Linked DNA regions of Homo sapiens: regions 1 and 3 are each linked to region 2. The links are chromatin loops, found by intact Hi-C in ENCODE. Cell type or tissue: chondrocyte. All regions are shown on one strand.

Region 1 (8,000 bases), 200 kb before region 2:
AGAAATTGGCCAAATCAAAGGGGCTACAGGCCCCATGCAAATCTGAAATCTAGTGAGGCAGTAATTAAATCTTAAAGCTCTGAAATAATCTCCTTTGACTCCATGTCTCACATCCAGGTAACTCTGATCCAATGAGGTAGTAATTAAATCCTAAAGCTCTGAAATAATCTCCTTTGACTCCATGTCTCACATCCAGGTAATGCTGATGCAAGAGGTGGGCTCCCATGACCTTGGATAGCTCCATCCCTATAGTTTTGCAGGGTACAGCTTCCCCTCCCAGCTGATTTCACAGGCTGGCGTTGTGTCTTTTCCAGGCTCACAGTGTGAAGTGTCAGTGGATCTACCATTCTGGGGTCTGGAAGACAGTAGCCCTCTTCTTACAGCTCCACTAGGCAGTGCCACAGTGGGGACTCTGTGTGGGGGCTCCAACCCCACATTTCCCATCCCCACTGCCCTAGCAGAGGTTCTCCATGAGGGCCCCACCCCTGCAGCAAACTTCTGCCTGGACACCCAAGTGTTTCCATACATCCTCTGAAATCTAGGCAGAGGTTCCCAAACCTGAATACTTCTGTGCATCCGCAGGGCCAGCACCATGTGGAAGGTGCCAAGGCTTGGGGCTTGCACCCTCTGAAGCAACAGCCTCAGCTGTACCTTGGTCTCTTTTAGCCACAGCTGAAGTGGCTGCGACACAGGCACCAAGTCCTGATACTGCACACAGGAGGGAGGGCCCTGGACCCAGCCTATGAAACCATTCTTCCCTCCTAGGCCTCCTGGCATGTGATTGGAGGGGCTGCCCCCAAGGTCTCTGACATGCCCTAGAGACATTTTCCCCATTGTCTTGGTAATAAACATTCGGCTCCTTGTTACTTATGCAAATTTCTGCAGTGGGCTTGAATTTCTCCCCAGCAAATGGATTTTTCTTTTCTATCACATTGTCAGGCTGCAAATTTTTCAAACTTTTATGCTCTGCTTCCTCTTGAATGCTTTGCTGCTTAGAAATTTCTTCTGCCAGATACCCTAAATCATCTCTCTCAAGTTCAAAGTTCCACAGATCTCTAGGGCCGGGGCAAAATGCTGCCAGTCTCTTTGCATAGCAAGAGTGACCTTTACTCCAGTTCCCAAAAAGTTTTTCATCTCCATCTGAGACCACCTCAACCTGGACTTCATTATCCATATCACCATCAGAATTTTGGTCAAAACCATTCAACAAGTCTCTGGGAAGTTTCAAACTTTCCCACGTCTTCTTGTCTTCTGAGCCCTCCAAGCCTCTAGGAAGTTCCAAACTTTCCCATATTTTCCTGTCTTCTTCTGAGCCCTCCAAACTGTTCCAACTTCTGCCTGTCATCCAGTTCCAAAGTCACTTACACATTTTTGGGTATCTTTACAGAAGCATCCCACTCTCTGGGGTACCAATTTACTATATTAGTCCATTCTCACACTGCTATAAAGAACTACCTGAGACTGGGTAATTTATAAAGGAAAACGGGTTTAATTGACTCACAGTTCCACATGGCTGGGGAGGCCTCAGGAAACTTACAATCATGGCAGAAGCCACCTCTTCACAGGGTGGCAGGAGAGAGAATGAATGAGTGCCAAGTGAAGGGGGAAGCACATTATAAAACCATCAGCTCTTGTGAGAACTCGCTACCACAAGAGCAGCAGCATGGGGGTAACTGCCCCCATGGTTCAATTACTTCCCACTGAATCCCTCCCACAACACATAGAGATTATGGGAACTACAGTTTAAGATAAGATTTGGGTGAGTACACAGTCAAACCGTATCAGTAGGCACCAAGTAACTATGTATTAACTGAATAAATGAATGCATCCCATTCATTAAATGTGCCAGATGCTCTGTTAGTCCAATGTGCATGTATATACACTCATTCACTCCTTGAGACATTAACTTAGTTTGGGAATGATTAAATCTATGCTTTGCTATTTATAGTTTTTTTTGTTTTGTTTTGTTTTTTTGAGATGGAGTCTTGCTCTCTTGCCCAGGCTGTAGTGCAGTGGCACGATCTCAGCTTACTGCAACCTCCACCTCCCAGGTTCAAGTGATTCTTTTGCCTCAGCCTCCCAAGTAGCTGGGACTACAGGCAGGCGCCACCACGCCCGGGTAATTTTTTTGTATTTTTACTGTAGACAGGGTTTCACCATGTTAGCCAGGAGGGTCTCGATCTCCTGACCTCATGATCTGCCCACCTCGGCCTCCCAAAATGCTGAGATTACAGGTGTGAGCCACCGCACCTGGTGCTATTTATAGTTTTTAATGCATACTCTATGTAAAGTCAACATTAAAGTATGTTCAGCAGATTCAGACCATCAGTCTGACTTTACTGCTTCCTGCTCAGAAATTGCCTCTTCTTAACCAGATTGGTCATGTGAATCACCTGTCTTCCGATCCAGTGTGAATCATCTTAGGTGTTGCTGCTTGCTTAAGGGTATTTATCATGAAACTTTGTTTGTCTCTGCTTATGTGTTTATGTAAAGCATCACTATTAGGCTCTGAGCTTAGTGGTTGATGTCTGCCGGGGTGTTTCTTTTAGGCCCTCTGCCCTGAACAATGCCCATCTGCCTGGTAGTCAAAATGCCTGCATGGCCCTTGAAGTTTTCTCTCTCTCTTCATCCCAACATTTGACCTTGATTTTGAGTGTTCTCTGCTAGCTGTGTTATCCCTGGCTCAGCTGTTTGTCAGGGAAGTTACGTCTTTGCATGGAGGTTGAACTTAATAAATGGCAGTATGGTGCAATGTTAAGAATACAGACATCAGAGCTAGGCTATCTGGGTTGAAATTCCATCTCTACCCTGAAGTGACTAATGACCTTTGTAAATTACTGCACCTAAATGGGAATAATGATAGTACCTATGTCATAGAGTTAATGTATGTAAGTAGGGTTAAGATCTGAGTTAGTATAACAGTGCATGGGATGTGCCTGGTAGACAGTAAGTACTGCATAAGTGTATATTATTATTGCTGACTATTGTGATCCTTCCTGTGTAACATTAATCATCTTAACAGTAGCCCCTTGTAGGCATGCCTGTTTAATTTCTTCATGCCAAATATACAGGGCAGTCTGGATTAGGATTTATCCCATTGTGCTATTTATTTAACCCATTGGTCCGTTGGTCACTCTTCCCTGTAGGTCCTGGGTGATAAAGTTGGGTCTTATTAATATCTGTCCCTCCAGTGTCCATGTGGTATACAGTAGGGTAGGGGAACAGTGAATGAGGTTGAAATGCAATGAGTGGCCTCAGACATAACATTTAAATTTTGAATTTGATGTTCAGTCTCTCTATTCCACAGGAAGGACCAGTGTGTGAATTTTAGGCTGTGTGCAAGGGTAGGGACACAGCTTTGGCCAGAGGAGTTTTTCCCAATATATTTCAATCATTCGTCCTATGGCCACACTTTAATTGGGACTCAACAGTCTTTGTTTATGGTGTTCTTGCCCCTCAGTGGGTGAAAAAGGGGAGAAGTAAGAAACTAAGACTCATTAACTCATCTGGCAGTTGGCCCTGCAATTATTAGATGTTTGTGACAGAGACTTCCTACCACCAACATACAGCTTCTCCCACAGAACTCCATCCTAGATTCTTCACGAACTTCCTAACCTCTCTGAATCGCAACACTTTCCCGGCTTTCTCCAAATTGATGCTGACTGCCTTAGAGTCTCGGTCCTGTCCTGAAGAATCCCGGAAAAATGCCTGTCCCCTGCCACCAGGAGCGGCCAGCAGGTGGCAGGGCAGCCCCACAATGCCTGGGTGGTTCTGCAGAGTCTGGTGCCTCTGGGCCAGCCCCCTCCCCAGCCCCTCCTGCACTGTGTGAGCTGTCTCCCAGGGGAGGAAGTGGTTAAAGGGAAGAAGCCAGCTCACAGGGCCCCCTTCTTTCCCCTTTCAGATGATAATGAAGGGGAGAGGAGCTGCAGTCTGGACAGACAGTGAACCCACCCCAACCCCAACGGGGACGATGATGCTGCCCCCTTTTCTACCCTTCTCAGCCCTTCTCAGGAAGACAGACGTTTCTCTGTCTTCCCATTCCTGGTCCAGGGCCTTCCAGTAGAATCAGGTTTTGTTGTGGACAGGTGGGGTAATTGCAGGATACCACTCTTCCCTGCCTGATGTGTCCAGCTTGTAGACTCTGAGTCAGCCTGGGTCCCTTGAGGACGATCCAAAACCTGGCCAGTGACCTGGAGAGAGACCTTTCATCTTCAGGAGAAATAGAGGGTCTCAAAGCCGTCTTTGCTGGGAGAACTCATGGCCAGGCATTTAAAGATACTCTCTCCTGTTGGGGGTGCCTGAGGAGACCAGCCTGGCTAGGCAAGGATGTAAGGCCTGGCTCCGGATAGGTCTGAACTAAAGGTGATGCTCTCCTCTGGGATGGTGGGGGACAATCAGCAGTTTGTTTGTTTTTAAATGAGGTGGGGTTTCACTGTGTTGCCTAGGCTTGTCTTGAACTCCTGGGCTGAAGCGATCCTCCCACTTCGGCTTCCCAAAGTGCTGAGATTACAGGTGTGAGCCACCGTGCCCAGCCTCATCTGTAGATTTGAGAACCACAAGGGAAAGGAGAATTATAATTAATTGATATCAAACTCAGTTCTCTTCAGCCCCACTGCCACTCCACTGCTTATCTTGCCTAGAATTTTCCAGCAGCTTCACTGGTCTGAAACCTCCCATCTTGAGTTCACCTTCTGGTTACCTTCCATGGGACTACCCAAGGGTCATCTTTCTGAAACACAAATCTGACCAGTTTCACTTTGCTCCTGCCTGCCCCCTCCCCATGCATCTCGTTTTATTAATATAATCCTGTGGTGGGGGAATCGTTGCCCTCAAAGTCATAAGCATGCCTGCCCTGCCCTCCCTCTAGTTCTGCCTCCAGCTCTGCTTCCTGTGCTTTTATTGTTTGTTTTTGTTTTGTTTTGTTTTTGTTTTTTAGAGACAGAGTCTCATTGTGTTGCCTAGGCTGGAGTGGAATGGCGCAATCTCAGCTCACTGCAACCTCCACCTCCGAGGTTTAAGTGATTTTCATGCCCCAGCCTCCTGGGGGTCTGGGATTGCAGGCACAGGCCACCACGCCCAGCTAATTTTTGTATTTTTAGTAGAGACGGTTTCATCTTGTTGGCCAGGTTGATCTCGAACTCCTGACCTCAAGTGATCTGCCTGCCTCGGCCTCCCGGAGTGCTGGGATTATAGGCGTGAGCCACCGTGACTGGCCCTGTCCTGTTTATTCTGCAGGAAGAGTAAGCCACTTGTAGTTCTCAAACACACCTTTCCGCCTTAGTACATTCTGTTCCCTGTTACCTGGAATACCCTTCCCTATCTTGTACACCTGGCAAGTTTCCATTCATGTTTGAAATCCTGCTCAGGTGTCCCCTCTTCTGAGAATTCTTCCCTGACACACCCCACCCTGCAGTGTTAATATCGACCTCCCTTGTGTAACTTAAAACACACTTCATCATGCTGGCGCATCATGCAGGCGCACATACCACACTGTATCTGTATTATAATCGTCTCTTCTGCAAGAACAAGGCCTGTCTCTTACTCTTCCTAATGTCCCTGGAGCTCAACACACAGTAACTGTTCAGTTAGCATATGTCATTGCCCTACCTTAGTCCAAGCAGGATAACTTGTACTGGGCATAGTGGAGTCTGAAGCTCACCTCACCTTAGGGTTCAGGAACACAGAACACACGGTGGAGGAGTTTCTATTTTTATTCACTTCTGTATAAAATCTTGGCTCTTTACTTACCAGGATGCCAGAGTCACTGTAAGGCTGCTATTTGAAATTGTTTTTAAAAAGGAGGATGGAGGGACTTTTGTTTTTTTTTTTTTTTTTTTTTTTACTATTTCTATAGAATGTACCAGAATCCCAGGTTTGATTTTCAAAATCAAAACCTTTAACATGACCCAAAAAATAAAAAAGACAGGTGGAGTTGGTGTACCTCCCTGCCCTCAGTTTATCCTACAAGGTCTCTGGAGCCTGGATAGAATGGGGAGGAGGGCTGTTGGGGGAGCAGCGAATAGAAGCTGTTCCTCCCCAGGTCACTGCGGTCCTCCCTGGGTGGCCTCTGGAGCCCTGGCTCTCCTGTCCTCTTACTCTGCTGGTAGCCTTTTTCTCAGAAAATCTGCTCTTCCATTTCCGCAATGATCTATTGCTATCTTTGCTGTTATTGCCCACCCTTCCCAATGGTTTCTTTTTTCTTTTATTTGTTGGGTAAGAAATTAAAAGGGTGTCCTTGGTTTGAAACCCTCTGAAACCCTCCTCAGCTACCATCCATCTGGTGGAGAGAATATCAGACTACACCTTCCTACCAAACAAGGATTAATGACACCCATTGGTAAGCACCTTGTGCATTTCTAGATTTTCCAAGAGTTATTACGCTGTATGATCATCACCTATCTGCCCACCCACTTCTACATGGTGTCTGTATTTGCCCATGCCTAGAACAGGGCAGATAATAGGTACGTAGGAAATGCCTGTTGACTGAATGAGGAATTTGGGAGGTGGTGCGTTATTGGCAATGACAAGGTTGGGGGTGTGACAATCAAACTGAGGAATGACATTGGTGGCATTCTTTTTTTTTTTTTTTTTGAGATGGAGTCTCGCTCTGTCACCCAGGCTGGAGTGCAGTGGTTCAATCTCAGCTCACTGCAAGCTCCGTCTCCCGGGTTCACGCCCTTCTCCTGCCTCAGCCTCCTGAGTAGCTGGGACTACAGGCGCCCACCACCATGCCCAGCTAATTTTTGTATTTTTTAGTAGAGACGGGGGTTTCACCGTGTTAGCCAGGATGGTCTCGATCTCCTGACCTCGTGATCTGCCCGCCTCGGCCTCCCAACGTGCTGGGGTTACAGACGTGAGCCACCGCGCCCGGCCGGTGGCATTCTTAAAATTCTCTTTTTCCCTCTCACCTTGACTCAATCCAGCTGAAAATCACATTGGCTGTTGTGGGAGCATTTACACTGTGGAAACTGGCAAATGCTAGAAAGCAGGGCTTTTTGTTCCCCCATCCAGAGAACTGGTTGTTAAGCATTTGCCGAGGAGCAGGAGTTGACTGTCAGCTCATTTAAAGGTGAGGGGGGCAGAGCGTGGAGAAACCATGCACCTGCTCAAGGAGACAGAAGTGGGGCTGGGCTGGGACTTGAACTGGACTCATGTCGTAAAAGGAATTTCTGATGGTGCCACCCTCCTGCTGACCACTGCTACTGCTTCAGTGTGTGGCACGAGATAGATGCTGAAGAGTGTTGGTCAAATGACTGAACAAGCACATGAATGACAGAGCTCTTTGAGGATGGGGTCGTGTCTGCATCATCATCTTTTGGCAAGCATCTGTGCACGTCCCCTGACCAGGGGTTCAATGGCTTTCATAGATTCTCTAATTTAGCTCTCCCAATAACTGTATGGGGCACCAGTACTATTCTCATTGTATACATAGGGAAGACTGAGGCTCTGAGTCCAAAATCAAAGCAAATGCTACTGACATCTGGGACCTGGCTCAGGCCCATCCAAAGGGCTAGCCTGGGCACCGCAGTTCTTATGCCACTCCCCAACCTCTCCCACCTGAAGCTCAGCCCCTCCTCTACTGCTCCTGAGGGTGTTGACCTCGGGGAGCAGGACCCTGGGGCCTCACACCCCGGCACACACCCAGCGTCTGAGAGCAGTGTGAGGCAACGGGTGGCAGCACTCCATGTTACAGTGCACAGCCAAGCACAGGATTCCGGTGACCTCACCCTCAGAAGAAGGCGCCCCACCTCGAGCCAGGCAGCCCCGCCCTGCTGGAGCCCTCCGGGCAGCCAGAGCTTAAAGGGTGCCCAGGGAAAAGGGAATTCCTTTAGCCATACACATACTTACGAGTTCAGGTTTGCAAATTGGACCTTCTACAGAAATTGTCCTTGGATGTGCAGAGAATATTTTCCTCTTTTTAAAGCACCAAGGGATCTCAGGCAAGATCTTTTCTATTCTTTCCCGTATGTTTAGATATTAAAGATGTGATTTCCTAACAC
Region 2 (8,000 bases):
ATAATAAGCTCTCCCTCCCTAAAGATGATGTTTAATTAAAACCTCTGGCCATTTTGGCTATCTTCATATTTTTAAAGAAAACCCAGATGTAGAAGAAAAGCATTCTTCAAATGTTAACCATCCATTCCATCTCCTGGTCACCTTAGAATGTCATGTGTCAATGAAAGTTGAAAGGTTTTTGAAGCATGGTATAACTGATAATACGTTTTAGCTTTATCATTTAGCAACTGGGTGGCCTTGGACAAGCACAGTCTCTTCAGCCTCAGTGTTTTCCATCTGAAAAATGGGTGCAATACCTACTCTTAAGGTTGCTGTGGGGGGTCGGGGGAGGGGGTGAAAGAGATGGCATTTGGGAAGTGCGTGCAACCAGGAGGGGCCTAAGACATGTCTCTTCCCTCCTCCAGCTGGATAGCAGCTCTCCTCCTTCCATGGTTCCAAGACATCCACAGCCTGGGTCCCCCAGACTTGCCCTACCAAGTGCTGGCGCCTCTCCAAAGTCTGATTCTTTCTATTTTCCTTAAGTTGCAAAGCCCAGTGTTGAGGTGTAATTGTGTGTAAGAGGGAGAGGGGATGGATCTGGTTTCTTTGAAAATGGCTTCTTTGCTAAAACGACAACCTCAGATCTGATACTGAAAGAATCTGCTGGCACTGGCCCCTGTCAGAACAATTTGGAGCTATCCAGGGGCCATCCTCTGGGGCTGGCAGCCGGCCCCCCAGCTGAGCCTCATGCTCAAATTCCCAACAGGCTCAGAGGCAGGCCCCGAACACACTTCATCCTACAGCCCCATTCCTCCCATGCAAAGGCGGCAAGAGAGAAGGAGAGAAGGGCTTGGCATTCTGAAGCAAAATTCTCTTTCTCTGCTGCAACCCCCCTCAGCCCTGCCAGCCACCTTTGCAGAAGCCACACACGCGCACACACACACACACGCACACACGCACATTTTCAGAAAGCCCTTGGCACAGCCCACCCCTTCCTGAGCTGGACAGAGCTGCCAGGGCAGATTTGCCCGGGCCGAGGCCGCCTTCTTCATCTCCAGCCCCCTCCCATTCCTCTTCTAGAGTCAAGGTTTTGTCAGGAGTTTCAGGGGCAATGACTGGCCAGGGAGGGGGACCACAGACATCCTGCCTGCTGCCAAGTCCCTTTCTTTCCCCCACAGTGTGTCTTATAAGCCGGCATGTAGTTTATTCTTCTCCTAAACACTTCCATAGGGTGCAGGGCCTGGAGTTGCCATAGAAACACCTTTTAACTCCTCCTCCCCCAGAATGCCATGCCAGGCCCTAGGACTTTGGGGAAAAAAGACAAAAAGAGACACCTGTGGATGAGCAGAGACAGGAGGAAAGGCCATCGGGCAGCCCCCCGGAGAGGACCAGGCCAGGCCTCCTGTGCCTTTTGCTAGGCCAACATGGCACCAAGCCATGAAGAGAAAACCACCATGATGGTTTTAAAACAGGAAGTTGATGGGCTGATGTGAACACCTTTAGGGGGCTACAAAGTTGACTGGTGGGGTTGTGTGGGTCCCAAGGAATGGGGAGCTCCTTCATATTTGTTTGAGGGCGAGAATAGACAGTTTCAACCCAGACTGGAAACCAGAAAGGCTCTGAGCAATGAAACTTGGGAGCCAAGTACTGGACGCCAGCAGGGTGCTGTGCAAGGCGAGGGAGGTCGGCAGGCAAGCAGCTCACACCCACACCTCCCATTTTAAAAGCATTAGCTCATCCCTGCCACTAGTGCAGCTCACCAAACCCAGGCAGAACAATTTGGGATCCGTGCCAGAGCATCGAAGATTTTTTGTTTCTTTTTTTCTTTTTGATTCCACAATCTCCTGGTCTTTGGCTACTTCCTGGTAACTTAGATTTTCTCTGAGAAATTTATGAAGAGGAGCGAGGGAGCTATTTCTTGTTTCAATCCAGAGAAATTGTAAGAAACTTTCTGCATTGCTCAGACCCACCGCAGGAAACCTAAGCAGTAAGCAGACGGGAAGGCCCCCATTGGAAGCAGGATCTACTCATGCTTGTTTTCACTTTTCCGTGGTCAATTTTTAGGGTAGAAACCCCAAAGCAAAGGGCAAGGGGGAAGAATGGGGACCTACTCCCACTACATACCAAAAAAACGCAAGTGAAGTCACCCAGCCCATTTTCCAGCAGAAAAGGACTTGGGCTGCACCCCTGCACACCCTGATTCCACCTGCCAGCCTCCTGGCCGCACGTGTGTGATCCTGCTGGGCAAAACCAGAACTCAGCTGCAGCAGCAACTCCCCACACTAATCAGGTGGGAATGTTACCAACTGGGATGAGGAGGGAAAGGGTAAGTGGAATGTGGGTGGAGGTGGAGGAGGGAGGAAAACCCTCCCCAGTCTTCAGGCTGCCCAAAAGGATCTTTCTAAGCAATCCACAAATCCTGGGCCAGCTGGGTTCCCCCAGGAGAGGGGAGGATGTACCATGCAGGCCCCAGGGAGCCTCTTACAAGGGTGACCTCAGGTCACACAAACACCCTCAGCTGCCAACTGCACTGACATTCTGGTCACCACACCCCCACTCTGACCTCTAGGCTCAGCCCAGCCCACCAGCAGTGCCCCTCCCGGCCCTCACTGCCTCCCCTGCCAAGCTCCTACCTCCTCCCCCTCCTCACCACAACACGCTGGTAGAGTCCCTCACCCAAGACTCAGTGGAAAATTTCCTTCTCCTTTATGACTGTACTTAAAACACACACGCTCCATTCTTCACCTCTGAATCGACACAGGCAGAGGGCGGCAAGGCTGTCCCACCCCACCGCCCAGCCCAGCCCAGTGCACACACACACACTCTCCCAGCAGAGCCACTGGACTTGCACGCTTTATGGGCTGGAAAGGAGGAGAGAGATGTTTCCCAGATGCCACTCCACCTTTAGCCATCCAAACACAAGTGTCCCAAACACTCCCAGACAAGCCTCCCAGGATGCTCTCGGGGCCCTCCATACACACTAAGGAGTAGGAGGTCTCTTTACAGGGTCTCTCTACTCAAGACACTAAGTCCAGTCTGGAACTGTCACCGTGATGTGACCCTTGGCAGGTTTGTTCTTTTGGTGACAAATCTGTTTTCCACTACCCATTCTCCCCCTCCCCACACACATTCAAGGGGGAAAAAAATAGCCTTCCTGTGAATTTTCACAGCTATGTGGTGAGTGACCCCTCGCACCTTCTGCTGGCTATCAACACTCTCAAACACAGTGCCTCCAGGGCGTGGGTCAATGCCACAGCTTTCTCCTCATTTTCCCCCTTAAATCCACCCAAACTTGGCAGTCCCAGAAGCTCGGTTAGCGCTTGCCTGGGAAGCCTGCAGCTGGGTTGGGTCTCAGTGAAAAGAATGAATTTCATAGGCGCAGGAGATGATGCAGACTCGGAGTACTCCAAGTTTCTCCTGCAACTTTCCGTGCACATGGCGGGCAACTTTTTTTTTTTTTTTTAACTATTCAATTTCCCAGCACTTTAGTTAGCATTCCAAGTTTTGGGAACCCTTTCCCCACCCTTCTCTTCTAGCCCTTCCTCCGTTAGTAGTGAATGGGGACATTTTCCAGATGTCAAAAGGACCGGTAGGAACCTCACGACCTAAGTTAGGAAAGCAAAGGCGGCCAGGGGCTCCCTCAGCCACTGTGAGTTTCCTCTGCAGGGCATCTTCCCCTCTCAGCTATGCCAGCGCCCCCGCCCAAGGACATCGAGTTTCTCCACTCCGCCCCAACCCCGTCTGCCCCTCTCCTGGGGCAGAGGAAAGGAGTGGGGCTCGCCCTGCCTCCCTAAGCAGCGCTGCAGTCCTGGCTGCAGCGTGGGGCTCGGGCGGGGCACCAGGAGCGCTTACCGATGTCGGAGTTGCAGAAGGCGTCCTGGGGGTGGCTGGGCGAGCATGTGCACGCCTCGGCGCCCCAGTCCCCCAGGCTCCAGCTGCCCAGGAGCACGATGAGCCCGAGCCAAGGGGTCATTGCCGCTGCTGCCGCCGCTGCCGGGGCTGCTGCTCGCCTCTCCAAAGTTGCCGTGCGCGCCGCCGGCGGGGCTGCTGCAGCCCGAGCTCGCTCGCCCGCCGGGCCGTGCGGGGCAACCTTGGCCTCCGGCGCGCTGCCCTCCGAGTGCCCGGCGGGACGGGATGGGGCGCAGCGAGGCTGCCTCGGCGCTGGCGCAGGACTCGGCGGGCGGCCTCCCGGCGAAGGAGCAGGAGCTGGAGGAGCAAGAGGAGGAGGAGAAGCCGTCTGAGCGCCCGCCGCCTGCCTGCTGCCCGCTCTGCGCCGCTGCCTGGGCGGCCGAGTGATATAGCGCTGGGCCCCCGGGGACCCCGCCTCGGGCTGTTGGGGCCCGCCCCCTCAGACCAATGGCAGAGCCGCATTACCTCATCGGCCCTCCAAAAAGGGGGCGGGGCCGGGGGCAAGGGGTAACGGGGCGGGGCCGCCCCCGGATCGTTCAGATCCTTATAGGGAATAATGCCGCCGTGGGCACGCGAGTGGGTGGGCTGGGGCGCGCCCGGGACCGGTGCTTGCCGCTGGGTCCTCGGAGCGGAGCCCTCGTGCCCCTTCTCGTCTGCGCCCTGGCCCCACGCCCACCTGGGCCACTGGGTGTCTCTGACCCAAACCAGAACCAACTAACACCCACCCACCCCAGCAGGACCGCTTCCACAGGTGAGGGGTGGCCATGTCCTAGAGACCTTGACTGTGCTTGGTGGAACCAGCGGGGGAATGCTAACTGCTACCCCTCCAGTTTCTCTGGAGAGAGCAGGCACAGAGGAGAAAGACCCAAACTCTCTCTCTTTCTCTCTCTCTCTGGTTCTTACTCTCTGGGATATGGGAAGCCATCTGCTGTTTGCAGCTGGCTATGATATATGATAGAAGACTGTTTTCTGTGCTCTCCCAGAGCAAACGGGGTTCTGTATTCATTCAACAAACACGGTTCAGGATGCTGGGTTAAGCAACACAAAGCCCTTGCCCCCGTGGACATCCATGAATGCACAGGGTGATTTTCTGTGATGCTAGGGCTATGAAGAAAACAAAACAGAGTTCTGGGTTGGACATGACTGGGGAGGGCCTGCTCTCTCTGCGATAGTAAGGGAAGGGCTCCCTGAAGTGCCATCCTCGCTGAGAAGTGGACAAAGACAAGGATCAGCTCTGGGGCAAGCCACAGGAGAGAGGTACCAGGCAGGGGGAACAGCAAGTGCAAAGACCCTGGGCATGTTTGAAAGACAGAAAGTAGAAAGGCAAGAGGAAGTGGTTCCCTGCCCATGGCTGACAGAGCTCCACCCTTCAGCAAGGGATTTGGGGGTGAGCTGATCCAAAACTGTAGTAAAACCAGGAGAACGATCCAGGATCCTAGACGACTAGCTATAATAGATGATTGCAGATAACTAACACAATTACTATCCTTATTATTGACATCTTGATTCTGCTTTGTATTTTTAAAAGCAGGATTCTGTATCTCACCGTATTATAGCTCTCACAATAATCTTTGTGGGTAGGAAAAGCAAGCACAAGTATCACTCCCACTTTCCAGATGAGGAACCGGCACAGAAAGATGGGATGATTGGTGGCCAGCCAGGAACTCGTCACCCCTTTCCACTGCTCCTTCCCATCTGAAGAGAGACATGCATTTCCCTGAACGTCAGCAGCTGTTCCATCTAACTGCAAATGGCCATTTGCAGCTGGGATCTTCCATCTTTCTACACTTTTGTCTCTTTCCCTTTCTCTTCCGCTTCATCCTGTTAGAAATGCCACAAGTTTGGAACAAATAGAAACAGGGAGAAATGCAAGTTCAGCTTCTTTCTCAGAACTCCTCTGTTTACATCTCAGACAAGTGACATTGGGACAGCAGAGGCCGAAGAATTCGTGAGAGATGGTATTTCCAAGAACATTTTTGAAACTCCTTTTTCCCCTTTGAGCACTTTAGCCATAGGAAAGGGAAACCAGTTTCCACATCTTTTTGACTTGTCCCCTCCACCCAGCTTTAAAAACCTTCCCTGCCTTCACTCTAACTGTGGCCTAACTCGTAGAGATGTTTCTGTCTCTCGATGTTTTTCTAGCACTGTTTTCATTGTTTTATGGGGTATGATTCTATTGCTTCCCCAACCACAGTAGGAATACTTTGAGGCCTGGGATATTTAGCCACACTGCTTTTTAGCCCTCTCAGAACCAAATAGGGTCTCAGGAGACTGGAGAGCATGGGTGTGGCCAACAGCTGACTGAGTCCTGAGCAGAGTGCCCTGGAGGCCACTCTAAGGATCCAGGTTGAATGAGGGCATACGTGGTGGAATTTGAGAGATTCGCTTATCCCCGCGCCCCACATGACTTATTCCACAGTCATGTGGAAGGTTTTAGAAGACTTTCCAGACCAAATCCACTTTGGATAAGCATCTTACATGATAGAGGCCCTCTCTTCCCTTTCTTTTCACATTTCAGTTTTGTCCAAAGTGCCGATATTTTCTCCAACGGAAGGCCTTGCCTGGAATATAAGTATCAAGTAGATAACTTCTGCTGAACTTCAAGCAGCAGTTTTCTCATAGAAAGCATCTGAAGCGTTTTTTTCCAGCAGCTACTTAATTATGAAAGCACAAGTATAATCTGATCTTTTTTCCAGCTGAAAAGTAACGAAATTACCTTTTGGTTAATTTCTTCTCACTCCCTATCCTAAGCTGGTCCACACAGTGTCTTGAAGTTCAGCGAATTCCAAGAGCTTTTCAGTTGGGATGTTCTCTCTTATTCCAAACCTGAGTCAGTTCCCCTCTGCCCACCGTGTGAAGGCAGTTTGGTTCTCACCCTAAGGAAAAGAAACAGCAAACTCCATGAATCCTTGCGTAGGGGAGTCCTCCTGCTAGGGTCACCCCCTTCAGCAGGCACCCATCAGTCTGGATGTCATGGTGTCCATGAGCCTAATAATATGTAAGAATTGGTTATTCAACATCACTTAATAAGCTAGGTGGGGTGAACCTGAGGCTAACAGTAAGAATGAAGATGCAGGCTGGGTGCGGTGGCTCACGCCTGTAATCCCAGCACTTTGAGAGGCCAAGGTGGGCGGATCACGAGGTCAGGAGATCGAGACCATCCTGGCTAACATGGTGAAACCCCGTCTGTACTAACAACACAAAAAATTAGCCAGGTGTGGTGGTGGGCGCCTGTAGTCCCAGTTACTTGGGAGGCTGAGGCAGGAGAATGGCGTGAACCTGGGAGGCGGAGCTTGCAGTGAGCTGAGATCATGCCACTGCACTCTAGCCTAGGTGATGGAGTGAGACTCCGTCTCCAAAAAAAAAAAAAAAAAAAAAAAGAATGAAGATGCAGGCTCTCCTGCTTTCTCTTGACAGCTAAGAACAATGATAGAGTTATACATCTGGGAAGAACTGAGTAAGTTTCAAGATCTATCTGGCCTGTCTACACACCTACTAGGATGACCTGGTATTCTCTTTCCTGGAACTTTTCTAGGAAAGGTGAGTTCATATCCACCCTCTTTGTATCAAGTTATAGGATGCTAGAGTCTGTAGGAAGAGAAGTCGTAAAAAGGACCTCAGAAACTACTCATCCTTGTTTTAAATGTGGGAAAAATAAGGTTCAGAGAAGTGAAGGAACTTGCCCATTTTCAGGGCTCAGTCCTCCAAGCTGTAAGGTGTGGCCCATGCTTGTACTGTGGGCTTGGAAACCCCAGCCATTCACAGATCTCGTATCTGCTTTTCAGATCTGTAGACAGATTCGTTTGAGTCTTTGTACAGTGCCCAGCCCACAGAGAAATTTTACTTACACTGATTAAATAATTCTCTACCATGATAATAATCACCCTCTGAGCCAATCAGAAGCAATACAGGTTTGTCCTCCTGACAGGTTTATCTCTTGTGTGTTTATTTTTTTCCCTTCCTAAATTACTAGCTAATGCATTCCAAACATATCACTATAAAAAAAAGCACATGAAAACTTTGTTTCTGGGAAATGAAAAGAGAGTAAAGTGGAAACAAAAAATCAAAAGACCTGAGATTTGTTCCCAATGTTGCAGAATAGCTGTGCACCT
Region 3 (8,000 bases), 170 kb after region 2:
GAAGTGGCGATTTCCCTGGGTTTGGGGTTAATTCTTCTACCAGTAATACAATCAAACCTTGAGCCAGGCTGAGAAGTAAATAGGAAGGGAAAGGCTAAGGAGGATGATTGCCAAACAGCTGTTGAATGCCTACAGGGCCTTTGCTCTGCCCCTAGCTTCCTGCCCCAAACCTTTAAGCACCAAGCTGCAGATTCTCAGTCATCAAACCTTAGGGCAGGAAGGAACTTTGGAGATTCTCTGGCCCATCTCCCATTAGTTCACAGATGAAAGATCGAAGGCCCCAAAGGGAAGGTGTCTCGGCCAAGGTCAAGGGCTACTTCCCATTAGTTTAGGATTTATCAAACACTGCACCACTCACAAACATGTCTTGTTTGTGGATCAGCCACTGAGACCCTGAAGAGGAAGTAATTTGCCCAAGATCCCATACAAGTAAATATCAGAGCTGGGATTCTAAACGCCCAGGCAAGAGCTCTCACCGCCATAGCACACTGCCCAGTGGACAGCAGAAGCCCAGGTCCAGGTTGCCAGTTCAAGTCTCTTTTCCTAACATTAAGCTGCTGCCTGCAATGTCCTGGGAGATTCACCAACCCCTCCTGGCAGTGTATGCTGGAACACCCAGGGCTCCACACCCTGCCTGGTGATATGGGCGCAGGCCCACTCACATACTGCCAATACCCCTGCATTGAGCAATGAGGCCCCCAGTCCAGGAATTGCCACAAGACCTTTATCTGTCTAGGGCAGCCACTATCTTCCCCTTCAGCATCCCTCCGGCGCCTAGTAAACCCACAGATCCTGGCTCTTCACTCTCTGTCTTGTTTTTATAGGAAGTCAATCTAAGAGCCAAAGGCAAATTCCTCACCTCATAGACTATTTGTTCCCTGCCTTTGGTGACATAAAAGGGCTCTGGCTTGGGCAATGCAGGCTTTAGAGTGGAGGTGCTGGAGTCTGATCATGCTGGGTTCAAATAATACATCACCGCTTGTTGCTGTATTACTTTGGGCAAGTTACTCACCCTCTCTGGACCTCAATGTCTTCATCTGTAAAGCGGAAAATCTTAACAGTACCTACCTCATAGGATGGTGGGAGGATTAAATGAGATATTGAATGTAAAGCACTTTGATGCCTGGCACATAGTAGTTTCTCAATAAAAGGTGTAATTATTATACTACTGCAACCTTAGGAAAGACACAGCAATTCTAAGGTTGCTCATTTTCAAAAGCCCAGAGTTGTATCAGGTGGTTTCCTAAGGTCCTTCCTGCTTTAAAGATCTGTGAAATTACTTGACTCCAGGTGAATTTATTTTTCTTTCCTTCTTGTCCCTGAAGGAACTTTAGGATTTGCAGACTTCAGCCTTAAGCAGAGCCATACAGAGGATGTGCTCAATGATTTAAGAGCCTAAAGAGACAAGCGTTTGAAAATACGCACAAAAACCCAACATCTCAAACATCATCTGGCCTCTGCAGGTTTTTCTGGGTTTTTTTTTTTTTTTTGCTTGTTTCGTTTTGAGATGGAGTTTCGCTCTTGTCACCCAGGCTGGAGTGCAGTGGCATGATCTTGGCTCACTGCAACCTCTGCCTCCCAGGTTCAAGCAATTCTTCTGCCTCAGCCTCCCGAGTAGCTGGGATTACAGGCGCATGCCACCACGCCCAGTTAATTTTTGTATTTTTAGTAGAGACAGGGTTTCTCCATGTTGTCCAAGCTGGTCTCGGAACTCCTGACCTCAGGTGATCCGCCCGCCTCGGCCTCCCAAATTGCTGGGATTACAGGCGTGAGCCACCACACCCGGCCCTCTGCAGGTATTTTTAAACATCCCTCTGGCTGAGGTTAGCATTAGGGTTGGAATCCGAGTTGCTGTTAAATTCAGAGCCAAGGTCAGCTTTGAGAGGCTCAGCAGTGGGATGTGCTAGATATACTGGTGTTTTCAGGTCAAACACCTGTATTTGGCTTCTCATAGAACAGTAGGGAACACACCTGTAGCCTGTGAAGGGGCCAGGACAAAAGGATTTGATGTTTATCTTGACAGCAGTGAACACCCACTGAAGCATTTTAAGCAAGAGGAAGTCCTAAGGGGAAACTTGCCGCAGAGATGGAAATGGCCTATGTCTTGATTAAGTGTTGGTCACATAGCTGTGCACGTATATAAACATTTATTGATCTGTACTCTTTAAAAGTATTCATTTTACTGTTTGTAACGTGCACATCAGTTTTTTAAAAGTGTGCCCCAGCTAATAAGAGGCAGAGCCGAGATACAAATTCAGAAAGGACCAGATCAGGGCAGGCAAGTGAGACAGGGTTATGCAAATGTAGGGTTGGATCCTATCTTCATTAAAATATTAGTATTTTGCTCATCATGAATTTATTTACATTGATATTCATTTACTTAAATATCACAATAATAAGGCCAGGAACAGTGGGACATACGTGTAGCCTCAGCTATTTGGAAGGCTGAGGCAGGAGGATCACTTTAACCCAACCTGGGTAACATGGCAAGACCCCATCTCTAAAAATACATACATACGGCCGGGTGTGGTGGCTTAGGCCTGTAATCCCAGCACTCTGGGAGGCCGAGGGGGGCAGATCATGAGGTCAAGAGATGGAGATCATCTTGGCCAACATGGTGAAACCCCGTCTCTACTAAAAATACAAAAATTAGCTGGGCATGGTGGTGGGCGCCGGTAGTCCCAGCTACTTGGGAGGCTGAGGCAGGAGAATTGCTTGAACCCAGGAGGCCGAGGTTGCAGTGAGCCGAGATCGCGCCACCGTACTCTAGCCTGGCAACAGAGCGAGACTCCGTCTCAAAAAAAAAAAAAAATACATACCTATATAAAATAACATTAAAATATTTATTTTGATTTATGAGTTTGCAGGCACCTTCTCAGATTTTTATTTAATTTTCATCTCATTTCATTTTCATTTTTATTTAATTTTCAGGTCTCACCCTCCTTACCCTAGTCCTGGCCCTGATCATCCAGCTCTGTTCCCCTCCAGGGTACATGCTCTTAACCACCCCACTATGTGGCCTCTCCCAGTCAAGGGCACCATCAGGATTCAAAGAGCTTTGAAGGAGGTGACTTATACTGGGAGCTGGACGAGAAGGAAGATTGCAAAGAGGCTCCCAGGGGATGGCTCTGGCAAAATACAAAGAAAAAAGTTTATAAAGCGTTTAAATAAACCTGTGAAAGACAAGAAAGATAGTAAGAGAAAAAGGAGGTGTTTGGACCCAGGAAGCCAATCCCTGCCCACCAACCTCTCGTCCACACCGTGCCGCCTGCCTGAGAAAGCCTGGGCTGGCTGTCCCAGGGCTGACCCGGCCAGCCTGCTCTTGCAAGCCTCTTTCATCATTAGGTTCAACTGCTCAATGCAAACATTTTGATGAAGATTTTTGTATATAACAAGGATAGCAAATGATTCTTTGCATTACGTAGTGGTTAAAGTTTGCAAACACTTTCCCATATGTTACCCAGATGGCATCTGGGCCTCTCTCCTTGCCTCACAGATCTAGATGTGATTTTCTTGGACTTTCATTCATTTCACAATCTCCTAGTATATTTATGCAAATTCCTAGAGGATGGGGAAGCCTCTGTTCCTACCTCGAGGGCTGCTCTGTTGCTATCACTGACCCAGATCCCACGCTCAAATCCAAAGCGATTTCTGAGTGGGATGGATTTCACCAAATATTTGGGGAGCACACACGACAGGGTCAGAGCAGAAGGGGAGGAGCTTCACCTTTCACCTCTCAGGCTCCGAGCTCATAAACCTGCCCAGCTTGCCTGGAGAGCTCCAGGTTCTCTTTCTATCAGGCGGAGCAATTCTACCTGCCCAGGTCTAGGAGCCCTCCTGGGTCTAAGTCCCTCCCTAAAGAGCCCAACAGGGCACCTGGGAGACCACAGCCTCTTCCTTCAGAGAAAAGGCCCCCACTTTTCAGTTACAACGAGGGAAATTGAAAGCACACCACAGGAAGCATGACCAGCGGCCAGCACAGCTTACAGGGGGAACAGCCCGGCATCTTCCAGCTTGTAACTAAAGATTTGAGTGAGGTTTTTTTTTTTTTTAGACGAAGTCTCGCTCTTGTGCCCCAGGCTGGAGTGCGATGGCATGATCTCAGCTCACTGCAACCTCTGCCTCCTAGGTTCAAGCAGTTCTCCTGCCTCAGCCTCCGGAGTAGCTGGGATTATAGGCATGAGCCACCACGCCCGGCCAAATTTAAATGACTTTTAACCTCTCTGTCTCATTTTATTGTCAGAGGAATTGTGGGAGTCCCCTGAGAGCTCTTCTTCCAATCTCTCTGGCCCAGCCTCTTTGGGGCTGCACTTTGTCAGCACCAGCTTGGGAATGTAGAGAAATCCCCAGGCAGGAGCAGGTAATCCAGCTGCTGTTCCCACCAGTCCCAGATGTCCTTCCAGGGCCTCTTCCTCCTCATCTCCCCTCACTTCCAGTAATGGTCTTCAATATACCTTGTGAAAGAAGAATTCAAACTTGTAAATTAAATGAGGGCACTACATGGAAGCTTCTAGAAACACTAACATCAAGAGCAAGGGGAAAAGCAAAAGGACTCATTGGCCCCTCTCTGTGGAGCCTTTTGGAACTGTATCTTGCCTGCCCACACTCTTCTGGTAGCCGAGAGCAGGGCTGAGGGTGTGCAGGCTCCCTGGACCCCTGGTAAAAACATTCCTCTGGCCGGGTGCGGTGGCTCACACCTGTAATCCCCACACTTTGGGATTTGGCGGGCGGATCACGAGGTCAGGAGATCGAGACCATCCTAGCTAACACGGTGAAACCCCGTCTCTACTAAAAATACAAAAAATTAGCTGGGCGTGGTGGCATGTGCCTGTAGTCCCAGCTACTCGGGAGGCTGAGGCCGGAGAATCACTTGAACCCGGGAGGCGGAGCTTGCAGTGAGCCGAGATGGTGCCACTGCACTCCAGCCTGGGCGACAGAGTGAGACTCTGTCTCAAAACAAAAACAAAAACAAAAACAAACAAAAAAAATGCTCCTCTGTGTTTGTACAGGTGGAGCTTCTTCAAGGAGGGATGGGTGTGTACACAAGCCTGCATATGTGTGTGTGTGTGTTCAGTCTGGATCTTTCTATAAGTATGGGGGTCTTGGAGTTTCCGAGCATGTCTCTGTGTGTGTCTGGGTGTCTGGATGTCTATGCATGAAAGCTTCATACTCCTACATGTGTGTATGATTGCACTTGCCCATCCATGTGTGTGGATGTCCCTCTGTGGTTAGGTTTGGGAGGTGTCTCTGTGTATCAAAGTCTCAGCTTCTGGGTGTGTCCCTGCCCAGGTAGATGTGTGTCTGCATCCCTGGGTGCCAGAGAAAGATGGAAGTACAGATGTGTGGTGTGACCTGCCGTGAGTGTGCGTCAGGGTGTGTAGGTGTGCATAAGTGTAGAGGGACAGCAGAGCATTAGGGCTCACAGAAGCTGCAGCATACGTACACACTATCTTTGCAAAGCAAGTCATCTGTTTTCCTGGTTTTGTTTCTTTCCTCCCCATGGACTCTGGCCCCTCCTTGAAAACAAAGGGAGCTTAAAAAACGCAGCCCTTCCTGTGTTCCCAAATGTTCAGAATGCTGTGGTGCACTTGAACCGTGCCAGCTCGGATGCCCAGCCCTGCCGCTGTTGCAGGAAGTTACCCGCCCGCCGCACTGCCACCCCCCACTTACACAACGACCCCGGGAGGGTGGGTGGGAGGGAAGGAGGAACCGCACAGCTCGCTACCCCTCGACGCCCCAGCCAGTGGCAGGCCCTCCATGGGAACTGAGACTCTGTGTGGGGGCATAAGAGCATCATCTGGGGGCTTCCTCCAAAGCTGGGGGTGCAGGGAGACAACACCTTTACATGGAAATTATTGCCAACCAACCAGGTGTCCAGGGACCTCATTTTCCATTTTACGAGGTCAGTTCTAGGTAGAAGTCAACATTTTCATCGTTTCAACACACATTCACCAAATACCTACTACATGATAGACGCTGTGGAAGATAAAACGACAGCTTTGTCACCCTAGGATTGGTGCCCGCACCTCCACACTCGGGGCACCCAGTGTCCTCCATAACATAAGGGGGTTAAACTGGGTAGCACCAAAGCCTCTTCCACATCAGAAATTCTGTGATTCTTTTGTGGCAAGTTCATGAGTCTGTGCTCCCACACTTCTCCCTGCTCCACCATTCCCCGGTTGGGGCAGGTCAACAGAGTCCCCATCTTTCTCAGCTCTGCCCAAGTGCTCATTCCTTTCCCGCCTTCCTTCCTCCCCTCTGAAAAACCTACTCTCGGTCCTTGTTTACTCAAAGCTGTAAATTCCTAATGAACTCTTCTCTCTTTGTCTACACTTGAACAGGTTCCCTGCCTTACTCTAACCCCACTTTCTACCAGGACGATCAGAGCCCTCCCAGAAATGACCGCAGCCCATCTTTGCCACCTTAGGTCCCACATCATCCCTAACATCTCAGCACACATTGTTGTCAGGTTTGGGAGGTGTACAGAAGTCTCAGCTTCTGAGTGTGCCCCTGCCCAGAGAGATGCGTGTGTGTCCCTGGGTGCAGAGGAGGGTGGCAGGAAAGATGTGTGGTGTGTCCTGCCTGTGAGTGCTGGCCAAGCTGTGTTGCACAAGAGGCACCCTCAGCACAGTCTCCTCCCAAGCCCAGCCTCTTCTCAAGCCATTCCCTCTGCCTACTGGGAACACCCTTTCCTCCCTCTACCCCCAACCATTTCCTTTCACGGTCATTTCAAGGTCCATCTCAAACACCTCCTCCTTCCTTAAGCTTTTCCTGATTCCTCCTTCCTTAAGCCTTTCCTGATTCCTCCTTCCCCACCCAGTAGACGTGAGCTCTGTCTGATTTGAAACCTTTCCTGTGATGCAGAATATTTGGCCTTGACTTACGGTTATCGATATCTTTATCTGTTGTGCACAAGAAGACTTAGATCCTTAAGACTAAGCATCCAAAAATGTGTCTTGCTCTTGCTTGAATCCTCACATGGCGTCAACATTGCAGGTGCTCAGTAAGCATCTGCACAACTCAGTCCAAAGCTCAGCCATGGAATGTCAGGAGTTGGGTAGCCTGGTTGGAGATCATGGCACTGTCAGGGGAAGAGGTGGGAAGAGCAGAAGGAAGGAGTCTTGGAAGTCACAGCCAGGTGGTCAACCAATGACTGTCCCTGTGATAAGCCTGAGACCCCAAACATCTCCCTTATCCAAAATGGCCTGAATGTGTGAAGAAAGAAGAAGGATGCTAAAGTGGTCTATTTATTCCGTCTGGACCACAACTTTTCCAAGAAACAAAAAGCAAGGCCGTGTCATGTACTGAGATAACTCTGGGCTGGGGATGGCAAACTTGGGTGCCTTCAGGCCAGCAAAGGACCAAAGCCAGCTGGGAGAAAGGGGTGGTTGGTGACAAACTAGAGCATCTGTCCCATTTATAGGGAGCTGGTCTTGCCTGCAGAAACGTGGCACATGGATGGCTGGATCTAACCATTGTTCCAAAAAGCCCCATATCCACAGTTTTGTATGAAATCCCTCACTTTCTAAGTGTGGGCAATCTATTCCATTAGAAAGAAAAATCAACAACACTGGGTGGTCCCAGTGAAATCCGTCCACATTCAGCCTGTGGGCTGCCAGACTGAGGTTCCTACCTAGGTGCATGCCAGGTTATGGAGTGACATGACTGTGACGGGCTCCCTGCTGAAGCTAATTCTAAAATCCACCCAACTAGAGAAAGTGCTGGGTATGCCAATAAACCAACCCTGGGCATAGAAAGGCAGCGGGCAAGTGATAGGAGAAGGTTTAGAATGTCTTCATGGTCTCTGAAGCCAGGATCTTTGTGTGCCTTGAGAATCATGACCTAGAGGGTAGGCAGAAGGCTTAGGTCAGTCACCAGCTTATTTGACTTGAGCAAGTGACATCCTCTTTCTGAGCTGCAGAGTCTCCTTGTACAATTAGCGGGCAGGACTAGAATACCCCTGAGATGCCTTTCAGCCTCTGGCAAGGAAATGCTAACCG

The links. Hi-C counts contacts between places; a loop is a spot of excess contacts. Peaks named below come from ENCODE experiments on the same cell type or tissue, not always from the same donor. Only the 100,000 strongest peaks of a DNase experiment are listed, where the experiment ranks them.
Region 1: a loop joins it to region 2, with 4 times the contacts of the local background. A loop is called at or near these places in 25 of 110 quality-filtered maps.
Region 3: it touches region 2 in a loop (2.3-fold over the local background); 10 of 110 quality-filtered maps call a loop at or near these places.

What each region holds. Positions count from the first base shown.
Region 1 is chr22:32,996,618-33,004,617 of GRCh38, reverse strand. The region is part of intron 2 of SYN3 (synapsin III); the gene reads left to right. Among named protein-coding and RNA genes, the nearest start is that of SYN3, 58 kb to the left of the region's middle. In chondrocyte, CTCF peaks have their summits at 3,524, 3,737 (motif pointing right) and 3,982; a DNase peak (open chromatin) is centred at 7,674.
Region 2 is chr22:32,797,954-32,805,953 of GRCh38, reverse strand. The region is part of intron 6 of SYN3 (synapsin III); the gene reads left to right. TIMP3 (TIMP metallopeptidase inhibitor 3) reads right to left here and starts at 4,249. Exons shown (of 5, transcript NM_000362.5): 1 at 3,832-4,249. The coding sequence starts at 3,952. In chondrocyte, a CTCF peak has its summit at 4,772; DNase peaks (open chromatin) are centred at 3,853 and 4,288.
Region 3 is chr22:32,624,800-32,632,799 of GRCh38, reverse strand. All of the region lies in intron 6 of SYN3 (synapsin III), which reads left to right. LOC107985545 (a long non-coding RNA gene) reads right to left here. Exons shown (of 3, transcript XR_001755504.2): 2 at 6,885-8,000; 3 at 2,881-4,454. Among named protein-coding and RNA genes, the nearest start is that of SYN3-AS1, 54 kb to the right of the region's middle. In chondrocyte, a CTCF peak has its summit at 4,557; no DNase peak of the experiment used is centred here.